2 separate regions of the Homo sapiens genome follow, and region 2 is linked to region 1. A link is a loop called in an ENCODE intact Hi-C map of the cell type or tissue named here. Cell type or tissue: A673. All regions are shown on one strand. Links, peaks and the distances in the headings refer to the core of each region. The heading gives the core; the rest is flanking DNA. Region 1 has its middle 48 kb from the start of AP5M1. Region 2 has its middle 85 kb from the start of TMEM260.

The links. Hi-C counts contacts between places; a loop is a spot of excess contacts. Peaks named below come from ENCODE experiments on the same cell type or tissue, not always from the same donor. Only the 100,000 strongest peaks of a DNase experiment are listed, where the experiment ranks them.
Region 2: a loop joins it to region 1, with 12 times the contacts of the local background. A loop is called at or near these places in 92 of 110 quality-filtered maps.

Annotation. Positions count from the first base shown.
Region 1 is chr14:57,311,556-57,323,235 of GRCh38, reverse strand. No RefSeq gene overlaps it. Among named protein-coding and RNA genes, the nearest start is that of AP5M1, 48 kb to the right of the region's middle. In A673, for the core only: a CTCF peak has its summit at 5,810 (motif pointing right); a DNase peak (open chromatin) is centred at 5,825; H3K27ac peaks cover 1,144 bases.
Region 2 is chr14:56,488,695-56,500,374 of GRCh38, reverse strand. No RefSeq gene overlaps it. Among named protein-coding and RNA genes, the nearest start is that of TMEM260, 85 kb to the left of the region's middle. In A673, for the core only: CTCF peaks have their summits at 8,862 (motif pointing left) and 9,781 (motif pointing left); DNase peaks (open chromatin) are centred at 8,884 and 9,784.

The sequences.
Region 1 (11,680 bases), core at 1,155-9,154:
GTGTTATGATTAGTAACATACACTCTTTTTTTTTTTTTTTTTTTTTTTTTTTTTTTTTTGCCACACATAAACTTTTTGGGAAGAAGGAAGCCAGTATAGGAAAAAGGATAAAAAATATATAGATGGAGGAAAATGGCGATGAACGAAAATAGGTGAAAGAGAAACAGTAACAGGGCATATGTGTGAGAGGGAGGGAAGGAGCCGTGTGCTTTTGTCATCATTATGTTGCTATGGTAATGAAGCAAAATTGGGCTGATATTGCTCTATGGGTTTGCTTTGAATGAGAGGCCAAATATGTGCAAGCATAATGGCAGATTAACTCTTTAGTAAACCAAAGGGACAATTTAATTGTACTTCATCTAATAATTCAATGTAATTTTTAAAGAACTCTCACATTCCGTTGAAATAAGACCCAAAGAAGACTCTGAAGACAAATAATAATTTTGAAGTTTCTTTTTGTGAATTAGCAGTGAATGAAAACTTTTGAATTATAAAGTACATATTCAGTGCAGAAAAAAATGTAAATATATAAAAGAACAAAGCCAATGATGAAAAAGACACCAGATTCTGTCTGTTAACTTTTCGATGTGTAGCTCTTTAGTCTTTTCATGTATGTGTTTTCACCAATTGAGATCCCTCTTTATTATTGTATGTTGTACGTTTAGGCTGATTCCAGTTTTTCACTGTTATAAATAAGATTGTTTTTCTTTTTTTTAAGAGAGCATCAATTGCTCAAAATAGATTTAAAGGAAAAAATGTTACATACTTTTGATTAGACCTAGAGCTATTCTTGACACATGGTAGCCATTGGACAAATAGGAATTATTATGATTACTGACAACCACACATATGTGCAGCAAAGTCAATAACTATTTTGTTGACTATCCATTGGGGTTGCCATTCAAATATTACAGAAGTTGCCCTGTAGGTGTCACATTCAGGTATATGGCTGGAGGGTTTAGCAAGCCTTGTCCCAGAGGGTTTCACAAGGTGGAATTTACTTTTCTATGGCTTTCAAACCTTAAGAGTTTGCAGAATGTGTATCCATCTACATAGGATTTGGAGATGGCAACTCACATAACTAAACCCAGTAGAGAAGGCTGAATTAATACAAATTTATTAATTGGCAATATGATATATAACTGCCAGGAAGATGGTGCATTTCCATCTGTACAACCAATATATCCTCTTCTGTAGTCAAACAGCTAGCAAGAAAATCAGAAGTTTACAAACAGACAGAATCAGAGATGATTTAAATGTGTAGGCAGCCTTGTCATTCAGATAGGTTACTCTCTTTCCAGGACAGTTCATACAGTCCATCTCCAGTCTTGGTACCATATAATTAGCTACAGAAGATTTTCCTTTCTAAACACCCTTTCCAGGTCATCTTGATTGGAATTGTGTGGGTTCCAATTGTAAGGGTTTATGTTACATATTTGTAAATGACATCTTGGTTTACTTCCTCAGATGGCTGTTCACGTTCATTATATGGGGATACTGATACTTTCTCCAGGGGTAACTGGGTACATTTATTTCTCTTTATCATCATATTTATCAATGATCCCTGTTGGGTTGGCATTTCAGCAGACAGCTAAAAGGTTTAAGTATTTTATTATTAAAATATTTAGAGAATAATTAAAAAAAAATAGAGATGGGCTCTCACCATCTTGCCCAGGTTGGTCTTGAACTCCTGAGCTCAAGCGATCCTCCTGCCTCAGCTTCCCAAAGTGCTCTGGGATTACAGGCATAAGCCACCATCCCCAGCCTAGAATCAAATTTTAAAGGCTACAGACATACTCTGAAAATACCATTTGCTTAACAAATATTCACTGAGTACTTACTGAAAAAATAAAAGGAGTAACTCATCAAGTCTAGCAACTGTGAGACTTGTCTAATGGCTCAGAGAAGCTGCCATTTTAAAATTGTGATCTTCCCTGGCAGCTTCTGAATTTTCTAAAGGGAGAGGATTTGGCCCAGGAATCCAATCTCGGGCCACTTTAAAACATACTTGGTGGTGGCTCATGCCTGTAATCCCAGCACTTTGAGAGGCCAAGGCAGGTGGATCACCTGAGGTCAGGAGTTTGAGAGCAGCCTGGCCAACATGGTGAAACCCCATCTCTACTAAAAATACAAAAAATTAGGTGGGTGTGGTGGCACATGCCTGTAATCCCAGCTACTCAGGAGGCTGAGGTACGAGAATCACTTGAACCCGGGAGGTGGAGGTTGCAGTGAGCCGAGATCACACCATTGCACTCCAGCCTGGGCAATAAGAAAGAAACTCCATCTCAGAAAAACAAAAAACAAAACCCATACCTGGTTTGGGACAATGCAGAGGTAGTTGTGTGGAAGTGAGTGGAGCATCATCTAAACTCTGGTTTTTTGGGGGAGGATGTGTTAGGGACTGTGTGAATATTGAGGTCTGAGTCTAAGAGATCATTCAGTGTGATCAGGATGAGTGTCTCCTATGCGTTTCTATGTGATTCTTCTATGTGATTCTAGATGGTATCACAATAAGACCAAATATGATTCCCTTCTCCAGATAGGGAAGAAAGTAGAGCTGGAAGGAGCCTGGTGGGCTGAGAAAATGAGCAGCAACCTGCAAACTGGAGTCTGGATGAAGTTGAAGATTAGGTAAAGTGTGAGTATGAGATTGGGAGTTTAGGAGACAGCGCAAGATGACAGAAGGCTGTGTTTAGATCTGCAAGAACAGTGGAGGAGGTCCAGAATGATACATTTTCATGATGTGGTCATGAGAATGAGTTCTTATTCAGAAGCTAATGGATGGTATGAAGGGTGTTGGGAATATTTGTTGCTTTTCTCTAAACTCTTTTATCCTCCAGAAGCCCTAAAGAGACCTTCATCTGAATGTCTCATTAATCCCCGGCCCAGGCAGAATTCTGCATCTTTCTCCACCCAGTCCGATCTCCATCCTGCATTGCTGGTCCCAGCACCAGCCATCCAAGCCAGAAATCTGAAAGTAAGTCATCCTCAACATCTCCCTCTCCCTCACTCAAACACAATCAATCACTGAACATGTTAATTCTATTTTATAAACATTTTGCAATTTCTTTTCCAACTCTCTATTTCCACTGCTGTGGCCTTGGTACAGATAATTATCACAAGCTCTACCACTCTGCTCTTCTCGCCAACAGTCTTCAAAACCTCCAGTCTATTCTGTGCTGTCCCCACCCCCATGCTGGGTAGAATGAGCTTTTTCCTTCAGTACTTCAGCCTCCACTCCCACTCCCTCTGCAGGAGCTTCTCTGGACACACCCTGCTGTCAAGCCACACTGAACTACTTGAAGTTGCCAGAATCTTCTACATTTCTCCCTGGTCCAGTCTTTAGTTCAAAGACTGCTCCCTTTGCCTAAAATGCCCCTCCTTTCTTTTTTCTTCCTGGCTAACACCTGTTCGTGCTTTAAGGTCAGGCTTGTGGTTGCCTCTTCCAAGCATTCCTTAGTGACAGCTTTCACCCTTTCCTCCCTGCTTGAGATCCTCCAGACATGCTCCCCAGTACTCTAGCATATGCTAGTAGAGAACTACCTGCCCTGTATTGTGAATACAGATAGATTTGTCTTTCTTCCCCATTAAGTTGTGAGTTCGTTGAGAGAAGACAGTGAGTCTTATTCAAATTTGTATTATATTGCCTGGTTTGAAGTCTGACACATACTAGACCCTTAATAAACACCCACGGAAGGATAAATGAATGAGTGAATCCAGGGAAGATCCATCATAACTATAGTTCTTTGATCCTGTGAAGCCTCTCCCTTTTTGCACCATGATCATTTTATGAAGCACTGTTATACACTGTTAGATCATGTCTTGTCTGAACACTAAATCCTCATTAAAACTTCTTTGTCATCAAAGACTGAGACGGAAATGTAGTCAAGTGTCTTCATCTTTATAGATGAAGAAACAAAGGCACAGAGCAGTGGAATGACATGCAGGGGCACATAGTGGGGCCAAACTGGGACAGGATTCTGGGCCCCTGTGTCCTGACTCCCTGCTTTTTCCAACTACTACGTGGCTGCCCCTCAAATACCTGTAATTGCAAATACTTTTGATTGTGTTTCTTTGAGGAATGCATAAGCTGCTTTTTCTTTTTATGGGGTCTCACTCTGTCACTCAGGCTAGAGTACAGTGGCATGATCTCAGCTCACTGTAACCTCTGCCTCCTGGGTTCAAGCGGTCCTCCCACCTCAGCTTCCTGAGTAGCTGGGACCACCGGTGCATGCCACCATTCCCGGCTAATTTTTTGTATTTTTGCTAGAGATGGGGTTTTGCCGTGTTGCCCAGGCTGGTCTTGAACTCTGAGCTCAAGTGATCCGCTTGCCTCAGCCTCCCAAAGTGTTGGGATTACAGGCATGGACCACTGCGCCTGGACCATGATGTGCTTCTAACCTCAGGAAACAAACATTCCCACCTGTAGACAACTTTGAGTAGATGTTTAACCTTTCTCTGAAATGATTTTACTCTGTATTTCAAGCAAGAGGGTTAAAAACAGAGTGCCTTCCAATTTGGCTGCTTCTGGCCTCCTCTGTGCACTCTAAAACTTTCGAGGAAGGAAAAGAAAGCTTCTCCTTTCACTTGGCTAGGAGAATGAACATGGTCTGAGATCGGATTGCCTTCATTGGGTACTATGCCTCCTTGGTGTGTTTTTATAAAAATCATTCACATGAAAGTCACAAAACTAAAGCATTTGGTGCTGGAGGTGGGTGGTGGGTGTTCATAAAGTAAAATGCAAAGCTCAGAGCTGTTCCCATCTTTTTTCATAGTAATATGGATTGCTCTTCAAGCCCAATTTGGTTTTCAGGCTTGCTTCTATTTTCCTCTTCCATTCTCTCTACTGATCTGCAACATCTGTTAAAAAATGATCCCCCCTGATTTTTTTCTTCAGTTTATTTCTCTGATCACTGTGCTTACTCTTGTGGCATGTACACGTTTAGCAAGTCAGCGTGACTGAGGTTTCCTTTAGTTATAGGGCATAACCCAGTTTAGATATTTGCTTTATTTAATTGCTGCATTCAAAACACTGTTGGGCATTTCATATTAGTATTTTTTTCAGTCTAAAGATCACCTATGCTTATATTAATATTTTAAAGAGGGTGTTTTGTAGATATGGCTAGTCTGTTTGTCAGATGACTGCCTTTTATCATCCCTCAGAAGTTTTCATATTTCTTCTTGTAAGTGATTGTTAAGGATGTGTACTCACCCAAACAATATCATAGAAAAAAGCCAGAAACCTGAACACTGGAAGGTAAACTGATGGCAAAGACTTTCCATTTTACTGAGGCTTCTAAACTGCTATGTTCCACTTTGAATCATAGTTGCACCTTGTGTGTATATGGTATGTGTGTGTATGTGTGTATTTGCATGTATTAATATTTGTATATAAATGTGTAAGTATAGCCACCATGCATGCTTGTTGGGGTATCAGAACAAAGCACCCTCAGAAATATATAATCTACTAAGAAAAGAAACAATTTTGAGCACTGTGGGGAAATTCCAAGGAAGTCTAATCAAGATCACTGTATGACCAGATATCTCTTTTTTTTTAATGTCAGGTATTTATCACAGAATTTTAGCCTTCTTAAATAAAAAGACATACCAAATATTTACTAATAAAACATTCTGAATCAATTTCTGGCCCACTTACAGTTGAGGGAATAATGAAAGTTCTAGGTGATGAACCTGAAGTTTGTGGTTATGCAATAGAAAAGAAATGATTCTAGGACTGATGATGCACTTGAATTCCATGGTGGCTCCACCTGCCAGCCTCACAGATTCCCTTCCCCGGACTCAAGCTTCCGGTAGGGGGTGCTGTTGTCTAATATAAGGCCTATACTTTGCAAGAGAATTTGGTTATTACTTCAGGTCATTTCTAATCTTTACCGTTTCCCAAGATTTCATGTGTTTAAATTGATATTGGCTATTTCCTGTTAAGTTTACTGTGAATTTAATCTTATGCTACTGTTTAATACATTAAAGTGCCATTTTGGTTGCTGCCACTGCACTGATTAGCATTAAATTTCCCCAGAATGTGTTCTGAATATCAGTGAGCTTGTTCAGGAAAATGAATAATAATTTTATTGTTTTTAAAACAATGAAATATTTGATTACTTTGTAAAAATTCATGAAGTGAACTTTGATGAGGCTTGGGAATCAAACTAAGACTTTTAGAGGAATTGAACATACAAGTTTTGCCTTTAAAATTTTATTTTTCTGCTGGTGGAGATGTGTTATATTTGCATTTTTGAGCCTGAATAATTTTAATTCCATTTTTATTGTACAAACCCAAGAGGAACATTTGCTTTGTTTTCACTGATTAGTTATACAATTATTCTCTTCAGATATTACATGAACCATGAACCATAATATTATATTTCTTGTTAATACATTTTGGCAAAAGTATTTACATGACAACACAATACATAAATGTAATGACTTTCTCAAATGAGTACATTGTTGCCATGAAGCAATCACCTTTATTTTAATACAAGTAAAATTCATTAAAATTTTTCTCAATTAGCAAAGTGACTTTTCCAAATGAACTAGCGAAGGAAAAACATTTCTTGTTTTATCCTAGCTCAGCTGATTTGCTTTTTATTGCCAGATGTCTGTTTGGGAAGGAGAGGAAAAAAGAGGAGTGTTTAATTTTAATAAACTCGATGCAATGCTGACTTCTAGGGGATTAGGTATGGTTCTGATACACTTAGTTCCCTTTCAGTTAGTTTCAAAGTAAAAGTTAAATTTGAAAGCAAAAGCCTTTGAAGCAAAGATACTACTTTCAAGACTCTCTCATGTTGAAAGTTAAAACTTGGAGAACCAAATGAACAAATCCTTTGAATTCCAAACTTAATTTAAACAAAAGAATATTTTATTTTTCTCCTCTCACTAAAATGTTTAAATCCCATCATAAGTCTAATAACCAGATTATGTCATTTGACACAGACAGTTGAGTTGAGCCCTGTATCTGTAAATGCAAATGTAGCTTTTTGGGAAAAAATATAATTAACTTTGAATTTGCATTTACATAGCATAGATTTCAGATTAATTTAACTTAACTGCTCCTTATGAAGTAATTGTTTAGGCCTAGTTTTGGTCATTCATTTTATGTGTAGAATGAAGATATCTTTTTTTTCCTTAAGTTAAAAAATAAATGACAATACCTGTGTACCGACTGAATGACTCAGAGTATCGAATTTGTAAAGTATGTTAGATTTTTTTTTTTTTTTTTTTGAGACAAGGTCTTGCTTTGTCATCCAGGTTGGAGTGCAATGGTGCGATCTCAGCCCACCGCAACCTCTGCCTCCTAGGTTCAAGCGACTCTCCTGCCTCTTCTCAAGTAGCTGGGACTAAAGACGCCTGCCACCATGCCTGGCAAATTTTTGTATTTTTAGTAGAGGGTTTTGCCATGTTGGTCAGGCTGGTCTATTAGATATTCTTAATAAAAATGTGAAGTCTAAGAATATTAATTATCCTATAAGTTTATGTGGCCCTTGCCTTTAAGATACTTAGCAACACAGAATCTAATTCTTAGAATACCTGATTAGCATTCTTCGGATGGATTGTTAAGTTGCCAGTTAAATAATATTTCTAAGGGAATAAGGTTAAGAATGAAAATTTCAACTTCTAGTAATGTTTACCTAGGATAAGTGACAATTAATATTGTCTCTGTCTTGTAGGAAGCTAGATTAAGATGTTAAAATAAATTATACATTAATCATGAAGAAAGAAATCAATATATTTCTCCTTCCCCGATCTTCCAAATAGCTCTTAACTTTACAGAAAGAGTCAAGCCGTAAAAAAATAACAGCAATAAAGAAGAGGCACATGATAGACTCCAGTTAAAGGAGCCAGGCTCCATAGAAAAATGACTGATCATAGAGCTGATGCAGGGAATATACACCATGAACCTAGAGCATCTTGTAAAACCAGAGGGTAAGAAAGTGCTCAAAGCACAAAAACAGACAAAAAAAATGAGGCATGTCAGAGGAACACAGTAGCCAAACTAAAGCTGCCAGTGGACAAACCTGGAATAACTTGGGCAACAAAATAAATAAGGTAGTATTAAATTATAACCCAAAGTATAAAATAAATATTCATGAGTCAAAGCTTGAATAAACAAACAAATAGGAGAAGCTCAACACCACCCCTCAAGTAGGTAGAGTTTAACACTCCAACCCTTGAGTTTGAGCTGTGCTTGGTGACTTACTTGTGAAAAGCAGAATGTGGAAAGTGGAAATAAGTAACTACAGCGGAGAAATGTATCATCTGGCTCCAACACATCATCAGTGAAAAGTCATATTGATAGCATGTTCTCTTGATATGATGAGAATGGCACTTTACCTTCATTGTCTTCCTCCCAAATACTCATAACCCCAGTCTAACTGACATGGTTTGGCTCTGTGTCCCCACCCAAATCTCATGCTGAATTGTAATCTCCAGTGCTGGAGGTAGGGCCTGGTGGGAGGTGATTGGATCATTGGGGTGATTTCTAATGGTTTAGCACCATCCCCCTCATGCTGTCTCATGATAGAGTTCTCATGAGATCTGGTTGTTCAAAAGTGTGTGGCACCTCCCCGCTTCTCTCTTCCTCCTGCCCCAGCCACGTAAGACGTGCCTGCTTCCCCTTCACCTTCCGCCATGATCGTTAAGTTTCCTGTGGCCTCCCCAGCCACACTTCCTGTACAGCCTGGGGAACTCTGAGCCAATTAAACCTCTTTTCTTATAAATCACCCAATCTCGGGTATTTCATTATAGCAGTGTGAGAATGGAATAACACACTAACCATGATTAAAAAAAAAATAGACAAACCCAAATTGAAAGACATTCTACAAAACATCTAACCAGGAGAATGTGAGAAATTGTCATAGACAGAGGAGGTTAAAAAGACATGATGACTATATATAATGTGATATCCTGGAAATATGACCCTGGAATAGAAAAAAAAATTAGTGAAACTGAAGAAACTGTGGAATTTCGTTAATAGTAATGTACTGGTGTTGGCTCCCTAGTTGTGACAAATGAGCCAGGAGAAACTGGGTGAGGGGTATAATAAGAGAACTCTGTACTGTTATTGCAACTTTTCTGAGTCAAAAACGATTCTAAAATTTAAAAATTTGTTTAAAAAAGAAAAGGTATTTAATATTTCATTTCTGTTACATAGATCTTGATAGGTTTGGGGGGAAATTGGAGATGGAGGATAGGAAAATATGACACAAGAACTAATTCTGTCTCCAAAAAGCATACATGATTTGTGAAAAATGCCTCCCCGCCACACCCACTCCCAAAGCTTTCCACCCTTCTGGATATTAGTGATCATATTGTAAATTGGGTTTGAAGAAGTCCATGTTTTGTATTAAGCTAATGGTTAATGTGATGGATTTGCCTGATCTAGCATAGGCTGGAACTGTGATTCTGATACAACCTGGACTGGCACCTGTAATTACTGTTGTGCTGGGGATTACCTTTGCCTCTCAAATGTGTAGGCTCCATCCCCACTCTATTGGTCTATTGAATTCTAAGTTTTTTTTTTTAACTGGCTTTCTCTCTCTCTCTCTTTTTTTTTTAATGGAGGACCTCCTTTAGAAGTTTCATTGAAAAGAATACATAGGGAAGAAAATTTTGGAGAACTTGAATCTCTAAATGTCTCATTTAAGTGATATTTTGATTGGGCCTAGAATTCTAGAATATAAATTATTTTCCCTCAGAATTTTGTAGCATTATTCAACTTTCTTCTAGTTTTCTGTGCTCTCTTAAGAAGTCTGATCCAATGCTGAATCTTGATTGTTGATGTCTAACGTTTTCTCCCTTTAGAAACTTTGTGGATCTTCTCATTGTTCTCTGAGTTCTGAAATTCAAAATTATGAGCCACGTATAAGTCTGTTTTTATTTATTGGACTGGACACATACCAGGCCCGTTGAGTGCAGAAAGTCATGTTCTTAATCAACTTTGGAAAATTCTCATGACCGTTTTCTGTTGGTGATTTCTACCTTTCCCCTTTCCATTTTCCCTGTTATCCCATTATTCAGATGTTGAATCTCCTGTATTTCTCCTCTGGTTTTTAAATAAATACTCTTATGTTTTCTATTTGTCCTGACCTGAGGGTCTCCTGACCTTGGGTGACTCACCTGCCTCGGCCTCGCAAAGTGCTGGGATTACTGGCATGAGCCACTGCGTGAGGGTGCCTCTTGTGTTTTTTTTTTTTTTTTTTTTTTTTAAAGAAAAACACCCTTTCCTGTTATTTTTGTGTGTTTTGTTAAGGCTGACAGAAGACATGCACATGTTCAACCTGTCATCTTTAGATAGTGATCCAATATGTCTTTATAGAGGGCCTACCATGGACTGGACTGTGCTAGGAACAATGGGGAATATAAAGATGTTCCCTCGAGTCATGAAATTGAATCACTGTCAGGACTCAGTTTTAACCTGAAATTTAGAATTGGCCTTAGGAAAGACTGAGTAATTCAAGATGCTGATTTTCCCATGATTGAGGTCAAATCAAAGATGGAAAAAACATAGTGTAATAATTGTTAGAATGAGTAAGAAAAATCTTCCTTAGGTACTTTATGTATTGAGATTTCTACATGCTGTAGTAATTTTTTTCTTCTTTTCTTTTACTATTCGACCCAAAAAACTAATTAAGATGAAAAAGAGAAAAACTTTTTTTTCCCCCTGAGCATTTTCAAGATAGTCTTGTGAAAATAACTCTCCTTTGAAGGGGTGTTAAAGTCCCCCAGGATTCAAATATAATAAACTTGATGTCACACAGTCAAATGTCCATAGAAGCTACCTGGGTGTAAATAAAGAGAAGCAATAGAGCAAGAGACATAATATATGGCAGAAGGCCCTTGACCTTAGAGTTGAGGGACCACAGAAAGCAGCAGGAACTGTGGAGAACTGAACAGGGCATACCCTATTTAAAGAGGGTCCTCGCTATTGAACTTCAACCTCTTGCTGCTTTGTGGAAATGAACAATCCAAGTTGTCAAGGGAAACCAGAAATCTGTGTTTTTAATATGAAAATTTAAAATAAGATATTAAAACAAAATATTAAAATGTTAATATGAAATAGCCCAATTAAAACATTTTAAACATTAAAAAGTAGCTAAACTTTTTTTAAAAAAATACTGTGCAGGCCAAAGAAAATGTATTTGTGAAGCAGGCTGAGTTGTAGGTCTCCAGTTTGCAACCTGTGCCATAGTCTTCTATTTGCCCTGGATTCATTTTTCAAGATTATATAGGGCCATTCACAATTGTCATGGCAAATGTAGCCCCAAAGATTGATATTCATCTCTGGAAATATTAGGCTTAGCAGGATGCAAAAATGGGAGATTCCGACTTACTAAAAAAGTGGGCCAAAAATCCTATATGCTGTTTGCCATAAGAGTTACACTATTTTTTCACAAAGAGTTTTGACTCCATTTCTCAAAACCCGCCAGCTTTTTCACAGTGCTTCTAATCAGAATTGAATTTTTTTGTTTTTTTTTGGGGGGGGGGGACGGAGTTTCACTCCATCGCCCAGGCTGGAGTGCAGTGGCACAATCTCGGCTCACTGCAAGCTCCACCTTCCGGGTTCACACCATTCTCCTGCCTCAGCCTCCCGAGTTGCTGGGACTACAGGCGCCTGCCACCACGCCCAGCTAATTTTTTGTATTTTTTAGTAGAGACGGGGTTT
Region 2 (11,680 bases), core at 2,451-10,450, 820 kb after region 1:
GATCCCTGGTCATCCTCACTGCTCATTATACACAAATTATAATACATTAGCATGCTAAAAGTCACTCCACCAGCTCTACGACAGTTTACAAATGCCATGACATCTGGAAGTTACCCTATATGGTTTTAAAGCAGGAGGAACCCTTAGTTCCAGGAATCGTCCACCTCTTTCCCGAAAAACTCATGAATAATCCACCCCTTGTTTAGCATATAATCAAGACATTACCATAAAAATAGCTAACCAGGCCTGGCGCTGTGGCTCATGCCTGTAATCCCAGCACTTTGGGAGGCTGAGGTGGGAGAATTGCCTGAGGCCAGGAGTCTGAGACCAGCCTGGTTAAAATGGCGAAACTCCGTCTCTACTAAAAATACAAAAATTTAGTTGGGCATGGTGGTACACGCCTGTAATCCCAGCCACTCAGGAGGCTGAGGCAAGAGAATGGCTTGAACCCCACAGGCGGAGGTTGCTGTGAGCCTAGATCACGCCACTGCACTCCAGCCTGGGCGACAGAGCAAGACTCTGTCTCAAAAAAAAAAAAAAAAAAAAAAAAAGCCAACCAGCATCCCTGAGGGGAGCAGCCATTCTTTTATTCCTTTATTTTCTTAATAAACTTGCTTTCAGTTTATAATATAGACTCACCCAGAATTCATTCTTGCACCAAGAACCCTCTCTTGAAGTTTGGATTGGGACCCCTTTTGGCTAGCAATGTTATATTAATTCATTTATTCCCATGATGCTTTTTCATCTCTGTCTTTCACACTGGCAGTTAGAACATAATATTGCTGGCAGGAGATAGGAAATACATGAAATGATCCTGAGAGATGATGGAGTTCAGGACACACTACCCCAAAATATGGCACTTTGACATTTGAGAAAACAGCAAAAGCAGGAAGGCTTCTCTGACCTTCTCCTGTCCTTCTCCCTTGAGGCAGAAACATGCCATAAAATAATTCTCTGATTTTCCTGTAAAGTAGGAATAAGACCCTCATTCCAGAGGTCCTCCCTATACCTGGAAGAAAGGATTGGAAATACAGAGACACAGAGATTAATCTGAAAAAACAGGCATTGCCATGTTCCCCCAGTTAATGTGACCATGAGATCACATCTTTTGTCCTCCAATCAAACTTCTACATGTTCTTAAAAATACAGTTTCCCTTGTTTCTTTGGGTCTTCATTTCTGAAGGTCTTACATTCCTGAGTCATGTAAAACTGATAACAAATAAATGTGTTATGCTTTTCTTTTGTTAATCTGTCTTTTGTTATAAGGGCCTCAACCACGAACCTTGTGATGGGTAAGGAAAAGATACTACTTTTTTTTTTTTTGAGATATAGTCTCATTCTGTCACCCAGGCTGGAGTGCAGTGGCGCAATCTCAGCTCACTGCAGCCTCCGCCTCCCGGGTTCAACAGATTCTCCCACCTCAGTCTCCCGAGTAGCTGCGAGTACAGGCACATGCCACCATGCCTGGCTAATTTTTGTATTTTTAGTTGAAACTGGGTTTCACCATGTTGGCCAGGCTTGTCTCGAACTCTTGACCTCAGATGATCTGCCCACCTCGGCCTCCCAAAGTGCTGGGATTACAGGCATGAGCCAGTGCCCCGCCTCCAAGATAATTCATTTTTATCCCCTACAGAGACAAAGCAGAACATCTTAGCCCACTCTTTTAATCATATGAATTAGATTTCAAAGTTGCCAATTTATCTTAATATAAAAATAAATGCAGGTACAGAAATTGATAAGCTGATTCTAAAATTCATAGGAAAAGCAAAGGACCCAGAAAAGCCAAAACTTTCTAGAAAAAGAACAAAGGGGACTCACACCTTCCCGAGTTCGAAACTTGCTACAAAGTTGCAGTAATTAAGACTGTGTGGTGCTGGCATAAGGCTGAGCAGATTGTGATGGTCAGTTCTATGTGTCAGCTTGGCTAGGAAATAGTCTCCTGTTACTCAATCAAACACTAATCTAGGTATTGCCGTGAAGGTATTTTGTAAATGTGACAAAATCTATAATCAGTTTACTTTAAGTAAGGAAGATTATCCTAGATAATCTGGGTGGGCCTGAATCAATCAGTTGAAAGGACTTACGAACAGAACTGAGGCTTCCCTGGAGAAGAAGAAATTCCGCTTGTGGACTGAAGCTTCAGCTTGTGCCTGAGAGTTTCAGCCTGCCCTTCTTGACAACTTTAGGCTTGTCACAATTGTATAAGCCAATTCCTTGCAATAAACCTTGTTCTCTTTCTTCCTTCCTGTATATATGTATGTGTACGTGTGTGTGTGTGTGTGCGTGTGTGTGTGTGTAAGTAATTGATTCTCTTTCCCTGACTAATATGTAGTCAACAGAATAGAATTGAGAGTAGAGTCCAAGAACAAATTCTTACATTCTTACATTTATGGTCAGTTGATTTTTGACAAGGGTGCTAAAATAATTCAATGAAGAAAGAAAGAATAGTCTTTCCAACAAATAATGCTAGGACAACTGGACATCCACATGCAAAATAATGAAGTTGTACCCCCACTTCATGCCAAATACAAAAATTATTAATATGTCAAAATGGACCAAAGACCTAAATGTAAAAGCTAAAACCATTAAAGTCTTAGGAAAAACAGGTGTAAATATTTGTGACTTGAAATTAGGCAATGGTTTCTTAGATATGACCTGGAAAGTACAAGCAACAGAACAAAAAAATAGATAATTGGATTTCATCAAAGTTAAATTTTTGAAATTTTAATCTTCAAGAAATCATCAAGAAAGTGAACAGCACAACCCACAAAATGGGAGAAAATATTTTCAAATTATATATTAATAAATGTAGTAGACTTTTATTAGGTCTACTACCAGAATATATAAAGAATGATTACAACTCAACAATAAAAGGACAAAGAACCCAATTTGAAAATGGGCAAAACATTTGAATAGACATTTCTCCAAAAAAGACATTCAAATTTTAGAGAAATGTCTATTCAAATATTTGTCAATTTTTAATCATTCTATATATATTTGGGTAGTAGACCTTGTTAATATACAATTTGCAAATACTCAAAATTTTTAGTCATTAGAGAAATGCAAATCAAAACCTCAGTAAAATACCAGTTAATATCTACTAGGATGGCTAAAATCAAAAGTCAGACAACAGTAAGTTTTGATAAGGATGTGGAGAAATTAGAATCCTCATACATTGCTGGTGAAAATATAAAATATAGCCGTCACTTTGAAAACAGTCTGGTAGTTCCTCAAAAGGTTGACTAATTCTGCTACAAGGTATATATCCAAGAAGAATGAAAACATACGTCCTCACGAAAACTTACACACAAATTTGCATAGTAGCATTATTCATAATAGCCAAATAGTGGAAACAATATAAATATTTATCAATGGATGAATGGATAAACAAAATGTGGCATAGCCATATGATGGAGTACTATTCAGCCATAAAAAGGAACGAGGTAGTGATACATGCTGCAATGTGGATAACCTTGAAATCACGCTAAGTGATAGAAGACAGACACAAAAGGCCACAAGTTGTATAATTCCATTTATACGAAATATCCAGGATAGGCAAATCCATAGGAACAGAAAGTAAATTAGTGGTTTTAGAACCTGAGGGGGAGAGGAGAATGGGGATTAATAGCTAATGGGTATGGGATTTCTTCTGGGAGTGATGAAAAACTTAACAGAATTAGATAGCAATAATGGTCACGCAAGCCAGAATATATTAAAATCCACTGAAATGTATACTTTATAGGGTAAAATTTATAGTGTGTAAATTATATCCCAATAGAAGAATAAATAGGTGATAAGTTAGAAATCTTTCAAATACATTATAGAACACATATGACCTTACTATAAGTAGGTCTTCATGCTTACAAGATTGACATGCAAAACACACAGTGTTCCCAAGCTGATATTCTGTGATGTTTCCTAGAGGCGAGGGATTTCATTATCACGAGGTTGTGGGATATGGAGCTGTCTACATATGTGCGTATACGGAGCGAAGAAATTTCCCAACTTCATTTGTGTAACATGGTTCATTTTGGTTCTAGGGTAGTGAAATCACCTGCAAATAAGGAAACTTTGAACTGATAAAACCATATAATTAAAGATCCAAGACGCAGTCACTAATCATAATGCTTTTCTGAGCAGCTACCACGTGCCAAACACTTTACATGTGTTATGTCATTTCATATTCAACATACTCCTCTGAAGTTACTGTTATTGTCATATTTCACCAATGAGCAAACTGAAGTTTAATGAGGCTAGTTAACAGGCTAACTTGTGTTGCTCTTTAGTAGAATGTGATAATGGCAGAGTCAAATCTCCAAAGCTTAGGCTCTCCCAATGAAACACTGCCTTCCCAGAGATGGCCCATGAGGGAGGGTGATCTCACTTCTACATTTGGGGAGCTGGGGTAGGCAAACAAATGGAGCTGGGGTAAATAAGGGCCTGGCTATACAGGAAGCCAGCACACACAGGTAGAAACACCAGGCAGAAGCATCTTCACTTTGAGACAGGGCACCTCTTCCTTAAGAAGTGTGTTCTTTCACAATCCCCAAATAATGAAGTTTTCTCTGTGTGTGTTTTATCCAGAAATACTATTTCTTAAGGAATTATAGCATGCAGCAAAACTCGCTGAGGTTCTCACTGATTCAGTTGGTGTTTATTAAGTGACTACTACGTGCCTGGCTCTGTGCCCAGTCTTGGGGACATAAACATGAATATGACATATATGAATAAGACTCCTCAAGGAGCCCAATCTAGTGGTGAGCAAAGATAAGAAAACAGACAGCTACAATTCAGTGTGATACATGCCAACACAGTTTGTCATGAGGCCAGAGATGGGCCTGCTTAACACTGAGAGGTAGAGCCAGGAAATGCTCATGAAGATGAGTTCAGTAGAAGCCTGAGGATGAGCAGAAATTCACTAGGAACATAGCCCTGGGTATAAGGAGAAGTTAGTTCAGAAGAGAAAAGGAGAAAAGGAGGGGGAGAAAGGCATGCACAGCAAGGGGAACACCTGCAAACAGTGATGGAGCCCATTGTGTTTCCATCCCACACCACCTGAAGACCACACTTCACAAGCCAGCAAGTCTGGGATGGCAAGGGCTTGTGACAGACACTGTGAGTTGTCTACCCAATAACTCCCTTCCCTTCTTGTTAATGGAATCCTAATTTTGTTTGTGATAACAAACAGCCCGCCCTTGGAGATGAACCGTGACTGGTCACGTCAATCCTTTTGCTCTTAGACGACACTCATTTTCCTAGCCTCCCTTAGAGCTGGGGGTGATCAGATGACCCAGTTCTGGTCCATGAAATGTAATGGGAAAAGTTTCTCCTTTCCTGAAAGAAGGGGCAGAATGGCTGGCACCACCTCTTTCCCATTCTTCTTGCCTCCACCTTAAATATGATACCTGAAATAATACCATGAAACAATAAAAACTAAAATCCAACTTACTGAGAATGAAGGACAGAAAAGACATATATAACCTATGTCCTTGATGCATGATAGAGCAGTTGTTATAACCAGAAAATCCTCCTGCATAGGACTTCTTGTCATACAATAATCTCCCATTTTCAAGCCATCATTGCTGGACATGCTGTAAGTAGTGATCAAAAGCATTTGTACATGATAGAACTTCCAGCTAAAAACAGAGAAGTAGTCCTCTCCCTATTCCTTCTTTAAAATTCCTCTATCAACAGCTTTTCTCAGTTTGGTGCATAGGTTTCATTCTTGACTGACCAGCTCTGTGGATGTCCTTCCTAATATCCATTCATTCCCAACTCTGGGGAGTTACAAAAAGAATGATGTCATTTTGCCCTGGCATATTCAGGATAATGCGGTGTCCATGGCAGCCATTATGTTGTATGAGGTCCCTGGAGCCACGACAGATAGTAAATGACTGTGGTGGAGATGGCACACGATCCTGGGGCCATGCACATGTCAGGCTGCAATTACCAGAAAGATTTCAGCTTTTGCTCCTGGCAGAGGACCTTGTTTATATTTGTCATTGGCACCATTGCTTCCATCACTGGGCCAAAAGCTTATTAGCCACTGGAAGTTGGCAGAGGTGCATGGACCAGAGCAGCTGACTGTGACATGAGGAACTGATATTCTTGCAGTCTTAACAGTGTCTCCACTGCAGCTTTCTACTGGCCAAATTTGTGAGGACCCACCTGTAACAAGGGGCAACTGGCTATCTTTAGTCATCAGCATCAAATCCATCTTCAGCCCGAAAGACAGAAATAATTTAATCCTAGACTTGGATAGATTCGGTGAGTTTTTTCTTTCATGCTCTATGTAAGAAAAACCCACAAAGAAAGCAGCCAAAAATGACTTTTACCCCTGAGTTGAGATCACCTAGATTTTATTCATCAGTGAAAGCTCCGAGAAACGACAAAGCCTTGTGAAAATACACACAGTTGTCCCTCAGTATCCACTGGGGATTAGTTCCAAGATCCCTGCAGATACCAAAATTCAGGGATGCTCTAAGTCCCTTATATAAAATGGCACAGTATTTGCACATAACTTTTACATCATCTCTAGATTACTTATAACACCTAATAAAATGTAAATGCTATGTAAATAGTTGTACTGTATTTTTATTTGTAGTATTTTTTATTGTTGTTTTGTTATTTTTAAAAAACATTTTCAACCCATAGTTGGTTTGAATTTGCAGATGCGGAACCGGCAAATGGAGAGATGACTGTATACTTTCCTCTGTGAATAATAGGGACTTACTTAATGTAAGATCATCATCTTTAGGAGATGGTGGGCTCAGTAAGGGCAGAAGCAAGGTTTTTTATTTTAGCATCTCCCCACAGGACCTAATTTGATGCTCCCTCTTTGTAACTGCATCTTGTGCTGTTTTCCTCACTCTCTCACTCATCTCTCTTGCCTCTCTCATCTCCACCTCTTGCATTTTTTCTTCTCTGGGAGGCTCCATGTCCTTTTACATGGAGATTAATTTAGTTTACCTGGGCTTCTGCAATTCTGCATCTCTACCTATTACCCTCTAAGCACAGCAAAGGCTGGCTAGCCAAGTAGTGCCAATAAGGTTTCTCCTTAGAAGATGAGGGAGGGAAAAGGTTATATTTGTACCTATATCCATATAATGCCCATAAATCATAATATCAACACATTCACTCTCCCACTTAAAAATCTTCTGTACTCTCTTTGCTTACCAAGTAAGCTCCCTTCCCTTCCCCTGATTTTCAAGGTCTTCTGTGACCAAGACCAATCTTCCCGAAAAAAGGGTTTCCCAATATTGGCACTATTGACATTTGGGGCTGGATAAGTTTTGTTGTGGCAAGCCATCCTGTGCATTGTAGGGTATTTAGCAGTATCCCTGGCTTCTACTCACCCGATGTCAATAACATACCCTCACCTAGTTATAACAACCAAAAATGTCTCCAGACATTGCCAAATGTCCCCTGGGTGGCAAAATCTCCCCTGATTGAGAACCACTGCTTTAAAGCCTTATCACCTGCTACTTCCCATACTAGGCCTGTACTCTATCTATATCGGACACACTCAGAGTGATCTTCCCTTCATACTTCTGCTTATTCTCTTTCTCTGGTTTGCGATGCCCTCCCTTTCACCACCCAACTCCATCCACCTAAAATCCTACTCAGTCTTTTATGGCCAGTCTTTACTCCATGAAATATTACCTAATTTCCTCTTAATCAAAGCTTTAGGCATTTGTCCTTTGAATTCTCAATAACGTTTTGTTGATACCTCTCATAACTTTAATTCTGCATCATTTCCATTTGACTCCATGAGTATAATAACTATTTTGTAGGTGTTCAACAAGTGAGTGTTTGCTAATGCACATACATATGTGTGTTTTTGTGGTTGAAAATTGGAACACGGGTGTAGGAGATAATGTTCTTTCACCTCCTTGAAGGAGGCCAGAGGGGGGTCATTCTCATGCCTTTTGCATCCTTCTTCCTGAGCTGCTGGTAATCTATTGTACTAGATGTGAGGATTCAATAGACCCTGCCGTACTCAACAAAATTTAAGGAAATAAGCAAAAGCTGATCTTATTTCCTTCTGTGATATGGTTTGGATTTGTATCCCCACCCAAATCTCATTTTGAATTGTAATCCCCAATGTTAGAAGAGAGGCAGGTGGGAGGTGGTTGAATCATGGGGGCGGATTTCCCCCTCGCTTTTCTTGTAATAGTGAGTGAATTCTCATGAGATCTGGTTGTTTTAAAGTGTGTAGCACCTCCCCCCAACATCTCCCTTCCTCCTGGCCACATAAGAAGAGCCTACTTCCCCTCCCCCTTCTGCCATGATTGTGAGTCTTCTGAGGCCTCCCTAGCCATGCTTCCTGTATAGCTTGTGGAACTATGAGCCAATTAAACTTATTTTCTTTATAAATTACCCAGTCTCAGGTATTTCTCCATAGCAGTGCAAGAACGGACTAATACATCCCCCAAAGCCCATGGTAGGTGCCCTAAACCATTCTCATTGTTCCTAAGTGCTGAGAAAAGTTGAGGCCACTCTCCTACTCCAGCAAAGCCCTGGAAATGCAAAGGTCCCAGCCTCATCTGACCAATCAAGATCCCATGGCCATAGGCACTCACACTGAGAAGCCTTTCTGCCACAGTAAGTCATGTCAGCAACATTAAAAACAAATTTAAGGTTTTTCTAGGGAGGCTCAAACTTTTCCTTTATAAGTCACTTGTCATCTCTGGCGACAGGACAGCTAGAAACTCATAGATTCCAGGAGAGCTTTCCAGCTGTCATGGTAACTGACCCGATGTGGCGCTGAAACTGTCCTCATAGCTAACCAACCATTACAGTGGTCCTTCGCTGGATCGGGGGGTGACCTCAGGAAATTCATTTGGAGTATTTCTCCACTGCCATCTTGAGGTCACTGGGAATAGTGCATCCTCCTTCCTTTTGTCATTGAACAGACATGGGCCTGAGGGATTTGCATGCTCTCTCTGCCTCCCATGACAGGTGCTGCAGCAGGCTCAAGAAACAGCATTGCCCTTATCACTGGAGCTTAGTCACTCTCGCTGTTCTTACCACGAGGCAGACCTGTCAGCAGGAACATGGATGTCTTAGCACTCAATGACATATCCTAGACACACCATGCTGCTTACTTTAAAAGAAAAGCTTAGGAAAGAAATGGAATTATAAAAATAAAAAAAAAGAAAATCTCTTTCAGAATCCCTACTCCCATGAGATGTCCAGGGTTCGAACTTTAAAAAGCAAAAATAAGAATAGTGGCCAAGAAATACATTTTTGTGTATGTGTGTAAAAGATGGATAAAATAAGGCATTGTTTAATTTCCTTCTGACTTCCCAAACAATTTCATATCATGGACATGAATGCTTTCTCATTTTATATGAGTTTTTTTTTAACCTGAATAATACAGAGTCTATTTAAAACTATTTTACCACTTATAACCCTGGAAAAAACTTCTTTCTCCTGGGCAGTGCCTGGTGGTTGGTTTGAAAAGCTAGTGGCTCCTTTTCAGAGTGTTTTTCTTAAATAAATGTCTGTCACATTAATGATTAAAATCAATTAAGCTCAATCATACACCTGAATCTAGCTAGAAGAGAATAATTCAAATGTTCCTAGCATAAAGAATAAATATTTAAAGTGATGGATATCCCAATTACCCTGATTTGATCTTTACACATTATAAGAATGTATCAAATTATCACATGTACCCTCGAAATATGTACACCTCATATATATAAATTTTAAAAATCAATTAAGTTCCTTTTGGAAGAAAGGGACACTGATTTCCTCATTCTAATTAGGTGATGTATTGCCCTCTAGCGGCATGATATGATAAATAGTGATATAAATCCAATGCAGGATGAATTTGCCTCCATTCATTCAGTGGGTTATTGAACAGCTACTCTGTGCCATGTACAGCTCTGGGCTCTGCCCGGGTACAGCAGCAAAGAAGATAAGCCAGTGTCTTCACTTCAAGGAGCATATATTCTAATGGGGGGATACAGAAAATTAAAACTTAAATAAGAAAAATCTTAGTGATATATGCCCTGGAGAGAATTAAAATAGAGTTATGTGGAAGACAGTGGTTGAGTAGATACTTTAGATTGAGCCATCTAGGATGTCCTCCCTATGAAGATGATATTTACCCTTAGATATGAATGCCAAGGTAGCTAGCCAAGACGAAGATCAGGAGTAGGAACATTTTAGGCAGAAGAAACAGCTAGAGCAAGAAGTTTAAGACAGAAATGAGAGGTGTTCAAGGAACAGAAAGATGGTCAGAGCTGCTGAAGCTTGGTAGATGGGAGAATGGCATAAGATGAGTTTGGAAAGGACAGATGATGGCCAGATCATACACGGCCTTGGAAAACCAAAGAGAATAATCTTTGAAGATATCAAGCAGGGGAATTACACTATTTGATTCACATTCTTTAAAAACTCTGGTTACTATGTGGAGAACAAATCCTTTGTGGAGAACAGAGGAGGCTGCTATAGTAATCCTCCAGGAGAAATGATGGCGGCTCGGCCCAGCATGACATTGATGGGAATGAAGATGGTTGACACATTTAGATATGTTTTAAAGGTAGTATCAGTGGGATTTGTTCATGGCTTGGTATAGGTAGTGAGGGAAAGAGAGGACTTGAGAATGACACCTTGATTTTTAATTGACTAACAGAATGGAAGAAAATGATATATACCAAGATGAGAAATATTGCTTGAGGGTTGTGTTTGGGAAGCAAATCAGGTCATGGCCTTCATAATTAGGATACAAAATACAGAACAACTTTTTTTTTTTTTTTTGAGATGGAGTCTCGCTCTGTCACCAGGCTGGAGAGCAGTGGCTCAATCTCAGCTCACTGCAACCTCCCCTCCCTAGCTGAAGTGATTCCCCTGCCTCAGCCTCTCGAGTAGCTGGGACTACAGGCGCCCACCACCACGCCCAGCTAATTTGTGTGTGTGTGTGTGTGTGTGTGTGTGTGTGTGTGTGTTTTAGTAGAGACGGGCTTTCACCATGTTGGCCAGGATGGTCTCAATCTCTTGACTCATGATCTGCCTGCCTCGGCCTCCCAAAGTGCTGGGATTACGGGCATGAGCCACCGAGCCCGGCCAGAACAACTTTTTAAAGAATGTGTTAAACAAAGATGATGAGCCAATAAATATAAATATTCACATTTCAAGGGGTCCAAGAGAGCTATAGAGTTTATCAAAGGAAATCAGGAAGAAGAGTTCTCAGATTGCAGTATAAGGCACCCTGAACAACCAGGAAAGAGAATTTAGCACTATGGAGATAAGAGCCAGTGGCTTTGAAACCTTCTAGAGCTGTTTATCTCCCAGTTTCTTCTCTGTATTTTGGGAAATGACATTATATACCACATGAGAAGGTTGCAAGAGTCACAGGACATTAGAAGTGAAAAATCTTGGAGGAAAAATGAGCCCAACTCCCCTTAAACCCTTCTTTTCCAAATAAAGTGGTGGAGCTCAGACCCCAGGGAGTAGAAGGGATACCAGCATTCATGGCCCTCCTGCAATATACCAGACACAATATGAAGAACATCACATGCCTTACCCCATCATGTCTTTGAACAATCTTGCAAAGTGTGCATAAATTTCCATTTCTAGCCAAGAAAACACAGGCTCTGGGAAGCCCAAGGCCCTACAAATGGCTACTGGAAGAGATGGGATGAGAACTCTCATGTTCCAGTGCTCTACA